3 separate regions of the Homo sapiens genome follow, and all the other regions are linked to region 2. Evidence: chromatin loops called from intact Hi-C (ENCODE). Cell type or tissue: endothelial cell of umbilical vein. All regions are shown on one strand.

Evidence for each region. Hi-C counts contacts between places; a loop is a spot of excess contacts. Peaks named below come from ENCODE experiments on the same cell type or tissue, not always from the same donor. Only the 100,000 strongest peaks of a DNase experiment are listed, where the experiment ranks them.
Region 1: a loop joins it to region 2, with 9 times the contacts of the local background. A loop is called at or near these places in 1 of 110 quality-filtered maps.
Region 3: it touches region 2 in a loop (4-fold over the local background); 1 of 110 quality-filtered maps calls a loop at or near these places.

What each region holds. Positions count from the first base shown.
Region 1 is chr10:4,448,961-4,452,960 of GRCh38, reverse strand. No RefSeq gene overlaps it. Among named protein-coding and RNA genes, the nearest start is that of LINC00703, 67 kb to the right of the region's middle. In endothelial cell of umbilical vein, no CTCF peak of the experiment used is centred here; DNase peaks (open chromatin) are centred at 1,700 and 2,600; H3K27ac peaks cover 1,327 bases.
Region 2 is chr10:4,370,792-4,374,791 of GRCh38, reverse strand. No RefSeq gene overlaps it. Among named protein-coding and RNA genes, the nearest start is that of LINC00703, 11 kb to the left of the region's middle. In endothelial cell of umbilical vein, no CTCF peak of the experiment used is centred here; DNase peaks (open chromatin) are centred at 1,931 and 2,681; H3K27ac peaks cover 1,874 bases.
Region 3 is chr10:3,922,214-3,926,213 of GRCh38, reverse strand. All of the region lies in intron 1 of LINC02660 (long intergenic non-protein coding RNA 2660), which reads right to left. Among named protein-coding and RNA genes, the nearest start is that of LINC02660, 12 kb to the right of the region's middle. In endothelial cell of umbilical vein, no CTCF peak of the experiment used is centred here; a DNase peak (open chromatin) is centred at 1,663; H3K27ac peaks cover 2,299 bases.

The DNA.
Region 1 (4,000 bases), 78 kb before region 2:
TAAACTACGCTATTTTCATCCATCTATGAGACTATGACAAAGCTAATAATAAATCAATGGGAAGATTTCTTGCTGGGTTTTCAAGCAAAACAAGTTAATAGGGTTCCACTGAATTTATGAATGAAGATGCCCTGTGAATTTAGCTACATCCTACTGTGAGAAAACAGCACCTCCTCTGTCCCTCTCCTGCCTATTTCTAGTTGATGTGTCTCTGCTGAAACTGGTGGCTGTCTCTTGACAGGAGGTGATGCATTATAGCCAGGATTTTCCTTGCATTTTACTTCTGCAGGAAACTGTAAGAATCAGCTATTTTTGACTCTCATTTGCAAACATAATACTATATAACATTGTCAAAAATGAATCTTTTTGAAATCTACGGCATAATCTGAAGTATCACCAAAAACTAGTTTTCTTGTCAAATACAGTGAAATTGAACTGGAAAAAAATATTCTTTTAAAATAAAGCAACGGAAACATGTAGCCATCTGACAGTGAAACTAAGCCAGACTTTATCCTTCCAGGGGACATAACTGCCATTGTTTCTCCCCTCCTCCTCGACCAATGACATGGAACCTGCCACCCCTTCCATCCTCACTCCCCTCACTACTGAGAGGACGGAGTCTCGCTGAATATTTCATGAGAATCTGACTTTCCTTTAGGGCTTTGACCTATTTTTCTTCTGGCTTACAGCTTGCACTGGTCCTGAAATATGTTACAGTGGGGCATAGAATAGGCAAAGTAGTCTCTCCCCAACTCTTGGCAATTGGATAAAATGAGTTCAATTTTCTTACTGGTTCCTGTCTAGAGATAGACAGAACCCACTCTGTCTTCAACTAGCGCAGAATGACTGACATCCAAAGACTAGTCCAGTCACCGTTATGCTCAAAATAATTAGCATAAGCAATGACAGATAATGTATTTACTGTGGGGATATGAAATATTAGAGAAGTTAATTTTATCATCTTATTTGATGGAAATTTGGTTGTTACATAATTGTTTGTGGGTATACAATAGAAAATATAAAAATTTCTACTCACACACTAACAGTATATTAAAGATGAGCATGAATTTTTCCTAATATGGCACAAGGCAAAGAAGAGAAAAGAAATCACATAGTGCCGATGATGGAGGGTTGAATTGTTAAGTTATCATTTGAAAGATAAGCCATGTGGGCCCAGGGGAGCTTTATCCCCTTTAACAACATGTATGTGAGTGGTTATTGTACTGTAGTTTTGTCAAGGGAACTTAGTAATGAGATAAAATAACAGCTGTATATTTTGTAGAGAAGTTTGCTTAGGAAGGCAGTTGTCATGGGAACACCTGGCAATAGCGATTTGATTTTGTGTTGTACGAAACCAATGAGTTTACTTTGTCTAGATAATTTTCCTCACGCTGGCAACTTCTGGGGGAAAGGGAACTAGCCTTTTCCAGAAATTTGCATATTAAAAGGACCCACTTCATTTCAGAGTAGAGGTGGAGAAGGCTTTATTGACAAGCCTCCTCACCAATGAATCACATACTTATACCAAAAAATGCACATGGTGTAAATTTACCACGTTTCGAAAGAGCTCTGACTGTCTCAGCCTGTGCTCTGGAGCTCTGCGTTAGGCAAATGAGTCACGTTCAATTATAAGTCCTCAGAAATTTGCTTAAAATCGTTGCAGCTGGGAGATGTAAAAAACCTTATGAATGAGGAAAATCGAAGTGAATTATACTTCACGGGGAAGTCTCTCAATGAAAAATGTGGTAAACAGGCCTGGAGGAAAAAAAGGAAACAGATGCTGACTGATAAGAAATGCTTATTTTAACAGGGAGACACCAGCATGGATGTGCTGGGGTTTAAAGAAAGACTCAGCAGATCTGGTTTTTCTCTCTGCAGGTGGCTCGGCTTCAGTGAACTGAAATATCTTGATCAAAAGATAAAATGCATTTCACCTCCGAGGGTGAAAACAGGTGATCCTTTCATTCAGCTCTAGGAATCCAAGATGGCCTTGCACACGCATACAGAATGCAAATCGGTCACACAGCCTGAGAATGTCTACCCTCCAATGTCAACCCGCATTGCACCAAGGAAGGGACAAAAGACAAACTCACATGGCCATCCCCAAGGAACCCAGAGCCCTAGGCCTCCACGACCACTCTTAGTAAGAAAACTTTCTACTTTGCAGATTCCTTGATAAAGTCAGTTGAATCTGACACAGGTAGAGATTAATGATCATGTCCTAGGCTTAGAAAAAGGTCATCTCCCTAAGAAGATCCAATGTCTTTTGGTCAAAGAAAAACGCAGAAGATTATGGAAAGATAGAGGAAAAAAGATTAGATTGCTTTTTAAGTTACTGCTGGAATTAAGAAACTTTAGATGAATAATCTTAATTATTTTATTAGAATCTGTCCTTCAGGACTGTGTCTCTTTTCAAAAGCAGAAAGTTATTAATCTTGCTGTATAAGCTTGCTTTTTTTTTTTTTGCTTTGAGCCTGGAAAGAGAGGTCTAGGAGTTTATCTCCCTTTTGTCTTTCTTTGCCTGTTTCCAGACACAGTCATTATTTATCTGGGCATAGAATATGAGAAGCTCCCTGAATTCATGTGGTGGAAACCAACTCTTTGTGTTTTTTATGGCATCCTTTGACAATTTAAAGTCATATTATAGGAAACTGCATCTGATTGTGACCGGGGGTTTCAGTGTGATGATGCGTTGATTTCGCCCTATCTCAAAATAGTTTGCACGGGCCAGTGTGGGAAATATAAATGGGCATTTCAGAATAATTACAATAGTGAACATGTATTTATCACGCATTATGTGTCTTACACTGTGATCTCTCAGTGTTATTTCATTGTATCTTCAATATAAGATGGCAGATCAGTAGTATTGATACCTCCACTTTAGAGGTGAGGAAACTGAGGCCTTAGAACTTGCTCACATTCTCAGAGTGGATTGTTTTAGAGCTGGAATTTGAATCAGGCTGTGGGACTGGAGAACCTGTGTTCCTAAACTCATCACCATACACTGCATAGTTTAGAAGACACTCTAGATTACTCCCCTTCCCTAATAATTACCTCCATCCAGCCTCTGAAAATGGAAAGCTGCAGAGTGTGGCCAAAAGTTCTAGAGAATATTGTAGCTTACTTAATGAATCACACTTCTCTGTATATATTTTGTTATTCAATTTTGTAATTAATCTGGAATCAACCCAGATATTCCAACATCTTGAAAGTCCTAATGTACTGAAGACATTGACCAATTTAACCGTAGCCAATCACTTTTTACAATTGTTTCCATTTGAGGTCCTCAAAAATATTTGAAACAAATAAAATCAGGGCTGTATAAGAATGGAATATAGGGCCCACAAGAACATAATAATAGAAACTGAAGTTCAACTAGAGTCCCCTTAGCTTCAGAAAGCTTACCTACAGATACGGCAACAAGCTGTTATTTATCTTTACTTTGGGCGTCATAAGAAAAAGTGTTTAGCTTGGGATGTAAATCACACAAGCTACGCAACGAAAGATATGTTCTGCTGGTGCCTCAGGAATTTAGTAATGGAAATGCCTTCCAAAGAGAAACTTCTGAAGGAATAGCTTGCTTGGAAGACAGAGCTCAAAAATGTATGGCAGAAGGTCAGAAGGATTAAGGTCAGGGAATCTGTGATTCTATAAATTTTGTGATTTATGAACTTATTTCCACATCTAACAGTCCTATATTCCATATACCAACACATTTTTTGCATTGTCTCTTATTATATATATAATATATATTATTTTATATATATATAATATATGTATTATTTTATATATATATAATATATATATTATTTTATATATATATAATATATATATTATTTTATATATATATATATATATTTTTTTTTTTTGAGATGGAGCCTCACTCTTGTTGCCCAGGGTAGAGTGCAATGGCATGATCTCAGCTCACTGCAACCTCCACCACCCGGGTTCAAGTGATTCTCCTGCCTCAGTCTCCCAAGTAGCTGGGATAACAAGCATG
Region 2 (4,000 bases):
ATTGATCTACAGGTTCAGTGCAATTCCTTCCGAATCTCACCAGGGTTTTTGGTAGACATAAACAAGTTTATTCTAAAATTTGTATGGAAAGGCACAGGTCCTGGAATAACTAAAGCAACCTTACAAAAAAAAGAATAATGTAAGAAGAATCACTCTATCTTATATTAAGGTTTATTATGAAGCTACAATAATCCATACAGTGTGGTTTTGACAAAGCAAAGCAAAGACCTATAGGTCTTTGCTTCCCATAAGTTGGGAAGGAATAGAATAGAGAACCCAAATATCCCCACACGAATGTGATCAAATGATTTTTAGAAAAAGTGCAAAAGCTATTCAGTGGTAGAATGATAGCATTTTCAATAGATGATGCTGGAACAACTGGACATCCATAAGCCAAAAGTAATGAACCTCAACCTGAACTTCACATCTTAAAAAAAATAACTTAAAATGTATTGCATACATTAGTATAAAACCATAAAACTTTCAGAAAAATACATACAGATAGAGGACAATTTTCAGGAGCAAAAACTAGGCAAAGAGTTATTATAACTGAAAGCAAAAGCATGAACCATAAGGAAAAAATTGATAACTTGGAGTTCAACACGATTAAAAACTTTTTTTTTGTCTGTGAAAGTCCATGTGAAGAGAATGAGAAGACAAGCTACAGCCTAGAGAAAGTATTTTCAAACCACATAGCTAGCAAAGGGCAAAGGCTAGTAAGTAGAATATATAAAGAACTCTCAAAATTCAATAGTAATGAAGAATCCAGTTTGAAAATGGGCAAAGACGGGAAGAGAAATTCCAGTAACAAAGACATACATATGGCAAATAAACACATGGAAAGATTTTCAACATCACTAGCCATTAGAAAAATGCCAGTTAAGACCACATGAGATACAATTACACATCTATTAGACTAGCTAAAATTAAAAATAATGACAATACCAAATGCTGATGAGGAAGTGCAGAAACTGAATCACTCGTGCATTATGGTCAGCCCTGTGAAGTGGCCCAACCACTCTGAAATTGTTTTGCAATTTTTTTTTATAAAACTAACAAGCAATTACTATAGGACCCAGTAAATTTACTCTTGGGTAGATACCCCAGACAAATGAAAACTTATTTTCACAGATAAAACAGCATACATATGTACCCAGAAACTTTATTTATAATAGCCATAAACTGGAAACCTCTCAGATGTAGTTGAAGACATGAATAAACTCCCACATACACACTATGGGATACCGCTGAGCAGTGCAAAGCAACAACCTGGATATGTCTCTGGGGAATTATGCGGAATAAGTGGAAAAAGCCAATTCCAAAATGTTACACCCTATATTATTGTAACACCTTTGAAATGACAAAATTTTAGAAATGAAGAAGAGACTAGTGGTTGCTAAGGGGTTGGAATCCATGGGAAGATACAGGAGGGTGTGGCTAAAAGGCAATATGAGGATGGTTGTGTTGATGGAACCATTCGGCATCTGGACTGTGGTGGCGGATGACAAAATCTACAATGTGATAAGATCATATAGAACTAAACACACACCCCACACATGCAAATGAGTTCAAGTTAAGCTTGGATATTCTGAATAAGATGGATAGAGTCTATCAATGTCGATATCCTAGTTGTAATATTGCACCATCATTTTGTAAAATGTTAACAATGGAGAAGGTATTTCTTACAACTGCAGGTGAATCTATAATGATCTCAGGAAAAAATTTCCATTAAAAAATACCAACAACATGACAGACTAAGCCAAAAGTATTTTTCAGGAGGCATGTCTGCAGTGGAAACTCAATTGTTCTGAACCCAAGAAATGTACAGGAGGTGGAAACAGATGTGTACCCAACATCAGCCTATAAACACAAAACCTAACCTGAAAGGCTAAGAGCTTTATTCAAGCGCTATTCAATCAGCCTCCCAACCTCAGTTGCTATGCCGTACACATTGTTCTAATTAGAGGGTCATTTCCTTTGCACAGATGTTTTCAATTTCAACAGACCACAGTGACGTACAGAGCAACAAAACAGTCCTTCTCATCTTCAGTGACTACATCTCTCCCCTAAGCCACAAGAGTTAAATCTTTGGACAGTCTTTATGAATGCGTTCTGAATAGAAAACACCCCTAACAAAAGGATAACATATTGCACTAGAAAAAAACGATTTTATCCTACGGACTAAATAGTAAGCCACTCATTTTGAACACACTTCTTATAAAATAAAACCTAAGAACAGTAAGTACAAAATGAGCAAAATTGACTAAACTTTGAACTGGACCAATCAATTTTATAACATATATAAAATGTAAGTGTTATCCTTGCCTTTATTTCTGTCATTATAGTTACTTATGTGTTATATAAATATTGACTTTTTTTCTTATAAAAGTGTGCATTCAATTAAATGTAGAGAGGAAAAAAAGTGCGGAGAAGGAAATAAAACCCAATCACAGTTCTATCACACAAAACTAACCTCTACTTTTATTGTGCTTTAGTTCCTTGAAGCATTGATTTTATTCATATATGTATGCATTTAACTGAGGTACACCTACATGTAGGACATGAATCATAAAGTCACACTTGATGAACTTTTGTGGACATTTAATCTGTGACCCACATCATGACACAAGACACCTCCAGCCTTCCTCATACCACCTCCCAGCTAATGAAGACCCTCAACTCAGGTGACTGCTTTTCTGACCTCAAGACAATAGAAGAGCTTCCTGTTTTGGAATTTCAAATAACTGAAATGTGTGCTTTTGTGTCTGGCTGTATTATCCCAAGATTAAGTTAGTGAGGCTCATTCAGTTGCACGTAACAGCAGTCTGTTCTTGTCCCCCACTGTGGTATATTTCACAGCAGTTTATTTATTCTTCTACTGGTCATGGATATTTAGATTATTTCTACTGTGGGACTATTATGAACAGTGCTGCTTTAAATGTTATGTATTTTGGCAGTCATAGGCACGCACGTCTACAGGGTACATACCTGGAGATGAGATTACTGAAGATGACGGTGTGCATATGTTGGCTTCTAGTTGATGCTGCTAATTTATGGGCTCTCCAATTGTTTCTTGTGCTCACTGACATTGGTTACTGTGTGTCCTTTTAATCTTAGTCAGTTTGGTAGTAACATAAAATAACAACATATTGAATGCAGAATTGTGTACCTTATGCCGTACAGTTAACGTTACATTATCCCCATGAAATCCTAGTTCTGACCTGCAGTTATAATCACTACAAGATTGACTTTCTGCAAAAACAAGAACAGCCTCTAGGAAAGGTTCACAAAACCTGCATAAAACGATAACATATTCCAAAATTCTAAAGTTGCATTTAATACCACAGTTTGTGTGTGTGAGCGTGTGTGTGTGTATTAAAAATAATGTGTGTATTCTGTGAAAAAATTGATTTTATCAAAACAATTACCATGATTTGGGGGTGAGAGGAGCTTTACTTACCAAACAGCTTTCAAAATAATGACAACACTGTACTCAAATTAGAATTTCAGGATTCATATCATAAAGTATATAAGGTTATAAAAATATAAGCTCCTTCAAGAAAAACATTTTTAATTATTTTTTGGTTCATTTTGTTTTCTTTTTAACTCTAGTGCTGTGGGAGCATTAATGATTTGAGACTAGAATTAGTATTCTGTCATGCAAATTTTAAGTATTTCTTCCTGTAAAACTTGCCAGCAACTAAAATTTCATCTTCAATATACTATATTAAAAATTATATTTATATCATTTATATTATGCAGGCAACATTGTATTGCTAATGTTTTAACTTCCTTCTTTCGATGTTTATTTTTTGCTATCTTAGAGATTTCTCCTTTTTGTTTCTTTTGTGTGGTTTTGTTTTTATTCACATATAACACATTTTCTCTCTTGCTAAATAGCTCTTACATATTGAAGAGAATACAAAGATAGATATAGAAAAATTGACTCTAATCTGCAGGGATATATTTCTTCAAATCTTTCTTCTGGGCAAAGGTGTAG
Region 3 (4,000 bases), 450 kb after region 2:
GAAGAACTCAGACTGGAGAGTATATATACATATATAATAAGATATATATGGCCAAGGCGGGCAGATCACAAGGTCAGGAGATCGAGACCATCCTGGCTAATATGGTGAAACCCTGTCTCTACTAAAAATACAAAAAAAAAAAAAAAATTAGCCAGGCATGGTGGCATTGCACCTGTAGTCCCAGCTACTCGGGAGGCTCAGGCAGGAGAATCACTTGAACCCGTGAGGTGGAGGTTTCAGTGAGTGGAGACCAGGTCAGTGCACTCCAGCCTGGGCAACAGAGTGAGACTCTGTCTCAAAAAAAAAAAGATATATAAAAATCATATATTTGTAATATATAATAATATAAAATAAGGAGATAAGTAATTCAAGTTGATAAAATGCATTTATTCCATTAAAAATATTATTATAATTAGGATTCAGTTTTTACTGATATCTCCATTGCTGGCACTAAAACAAACCTCTGGACCAGTATAAACTAATTCAGAATTATTTTTTGCTTGCTTCCTCAAAAGATGTCTTTTCCTCTTTCTGCATTGCAGCTGCCTGTCTCTGGGTTCCTGGCTCCTGTGTGGTGACAACCCCTTCCATCCCATGCCTCCCGGTGAATCCCAGCCTCTCCAGTTCTTAGTCGGCCTGGCCCTCGAACTCTGACTGCAAGCCTGTGGCTCTCCTGGATTCCACATTCTAGGACCTGGAGTTTCTTCACATTTCACTGGCTGAACCCCACAGCACTCCGTCCCCTTTTCATTGCTATTGCTCTACTGTTTCCTGTGGTCCCTGATTATGTTGGGCCTCTCAGAGGCTTCGGGTAGACTTTTCTACTAGACTGTGAGGCTGTGGCCATCTGCATGTACAACACAGGAAGGCCTTGTGGTGATTACAGTCATGAAAACTTTTGTCCCAGCACATAGGCTGAAGGATAATTTGACATGAGGGTGAGATTTGACTCCATTTAATTGGACATTAAATGAAACACATAGCATGCCTTTATTTGGTATTTAAATTATATGTTAGAGAAAATACTTTACATGCTGGGTGCAGTGGCTGACGTCTGTAATCCCAGCACCTTGTGAGGCCAAGGCGGGTGGATCAGTTGAGGTCAGGAGTTTGAGACCAGCCTGGTCAACATGGTGAAACTCCGTCTCCAATAAAAATACAAAACTGTCCAGGTGTGGTGGCACACACTTGTAATCCCAGCTACTCAGGAGGCTGAGGCAGGAGGATCACTTAAACCCGAGAGGTGGAGGTTGCAGTGAACTGAGATCATGCCACTGCACTCCAACCTGGATGACAGAGCAAGACTCTGTATCCAAAAAAAAAAAAAAAGAAGAAGAAGAAGAAAATACTGTATATTCTGTATATTCATAATATTTTTGTCTGACATTTGACATTTTGAGTATCTGGTATTATAATTCTATCATAAACAGTGGCCCAAGAACCTACATGGAACTTAGGAAGCTTTTTCCCCATAGAAATATAAAGTTATTTACAAATTAACCTTTAACATCCATCAGTTTGTACACTGGGAACTGATTTTACACAATTTTTACTCTGACCCACAGGTCAAAAGCGACATCATCACCTCCTGAAGGCAAGTCCACACTGGGCCCCAGGAGCTGAGCTGCTGCTTTTCCGGTTGACACATTTCCTCACATGCTTCCATCAATTCTTTCTGTGGTCACCACACTCCATGTTAATTACCACATCCTTTGCCTTGCCTGTGTTGGATTCTATTAGTGGCTCAGCCTAAACTCTAGACAAAATTGAGTCATCCCGCTCTACTCTGACATGGGATAGTCAAGAACAACTATGTGGAGACCGTATTTGGCGATTCCATGATATTAGAGACAGAAGCTTGGGCTGGGGGGAAGAACAAGCCATTTCAGCAGTGCCCTTCCCTTTCCTTCCTTGAGGAATTCTTATCAATGTGAGGTCATTAATACCTGAAAGACCAAGAATAAAATAGGGGTTTTGGAATGAGGTGCCAGGCAGGTAGGAAGAAAGGGTTGGAAATGTTGACACAAGCCCCACCCAGCTCATCAAGGGAGCACATTTGGGTTTGAGCCCAAAGCTCTCAACAGATGAAACCCCATCTCTACTAAAAGTACAAAAATTAGCCAGGCATGGTGGTGAGCGCCTGTAATCCCAGCTACTCAGGAGGCTGAGACAGGAGAATAACTTGAACCCGGGAGGCAGAGTTTGCAGTGAGCCAAGATGGCACCGGTGCAATCCAGCTTGGGTGACAAGAGCAAGACTCCGTCTCAAAATAAAGAAAAAAAGAAAGAAAGAAACCAGCTGGGCATGGTGGCTCAAACCTATAATTCCAACACTTTGAGAGGCTGAGGTGGGCAGGTTGTCTGAGGTCAGGGGTTTGAGACCAGCCTGGCCAACATGGTGAAATCCTATCTCTACTAAAAGAACAAAAAAATTAACTGAGCATGGTGGCATGCACCTGTAATCCCAACTACTCAGGAGGCTGAGGCAGGAGGATCACTTAAACCCGGAGGCAGAGATTGCAGAAAAAATAAATAAATAAATAAAAAGAAACCATTTCTGGAGTGGCCTCTCTCCATGCATCCCTCAAGAACCCACAGAAAATGATCAAGTTGGGGGTTCTGCATCCAAGCCCACCCTCTCAGCTTCTTGCTTTCTGCCTTAGATAAGACTAAAAGATCACAACATGGCAGTACTCCTTGGAAAATACTTAATAAATACATAGAAGTGTGCAGGGCAGGGCAGCCAAGGTCTGGACATCCCAAGTCTATGCCGTGAAATAGTTCAGAATAATCATTCCAAGACTCCCACAAACACACAGCAGAACTGAGATGAACACTGAGTTTCCACGATTGTTACAAACAACAACCAGCTGTGGGACATGGCTGGTTCCCTCTTCCTTACGGTGCAAGGGGCACCATTCCTCAGCCTTAGATATCAGCCTGTTATTCCAGCAGCCAAGCACTAGTGCTTCACCTCGGCAGGTGCACTTCCATACCCACAGGTCAGCCAGTGACCCAGCCTGGACAGATAAATGCCCTAAAATGGGTGAGGATTGGTAAGAAAGCAGGAAATCATCTTTTCTTGAGATCCAGGAACTTTGCAGGGGCTGCCTTTTCTACTACGCAGAGAAAGCATGTCTGAAGATGAAGCCAGCATTATGTGAAGCAGAATTGCAAGACACACACTGAAAAACAGAATTCCAGTAATATTATTGAGCTCCTGGGTTTGGCAGTACCTAAGGACAGCCCACTCCTGGGACTGCTACCTTACCTGAGCCCCTTTGGTTTATTCTAACATGATGACCGGGTGTGGTGGCTCACGCCTGTAATCCCAGCACTTTGGGAGGCCAAGGTGGGAGGAACACTTGAGGTCAGGAGCTTGAGACCAGTCTGGCCGATGTGACAAAACCCCATCTCTCTTAAAAGAAAAATACCCCCAAAAAAATATTAGCCAGGCATGGTTGTGAGTACCTGTAGTCTCAGCTACTCAGAAGGCTGAGGCAGGAGAATCACTTGAACCCGGGAGGTGGAGGTCGCAGTGAGCCGAGATCGTGCCACTACACTCCAGCCTGGGCAATGGACTCCATCTCAAAAAAAAAAAAAAAAAAAGCTGTATTTCTGCTACTTATCATTCTAAGATTCCTGACTACTGCTCCACAATTTTTTGAAATAGCATGTTTTAGAAATCATATAAAAACAAAAACTGCAGGCTATATTCACAAAGGGTCACTATCAATCATGCAAACTGCCTCTTATCCATTTATCCATCAGTTCTTAATTTCATGACAGAAAATTAATACCTTATTTTTGAAATAACTTTTAGTTCTTGTAAGGGTCTTCTAATTAAATCCTTATGCAATGCAACTGAAATAACACCAGAAACACGTGGATTTGTCAAGTAGTCAATGTGTATTTTTATAGCACTTTAATTTTTTTTGTACTCAGGCTGATAACGCTGGGTAGTTTTCTCTTTAAGCAAAAATAGCAGGTGAGAGCTGTGT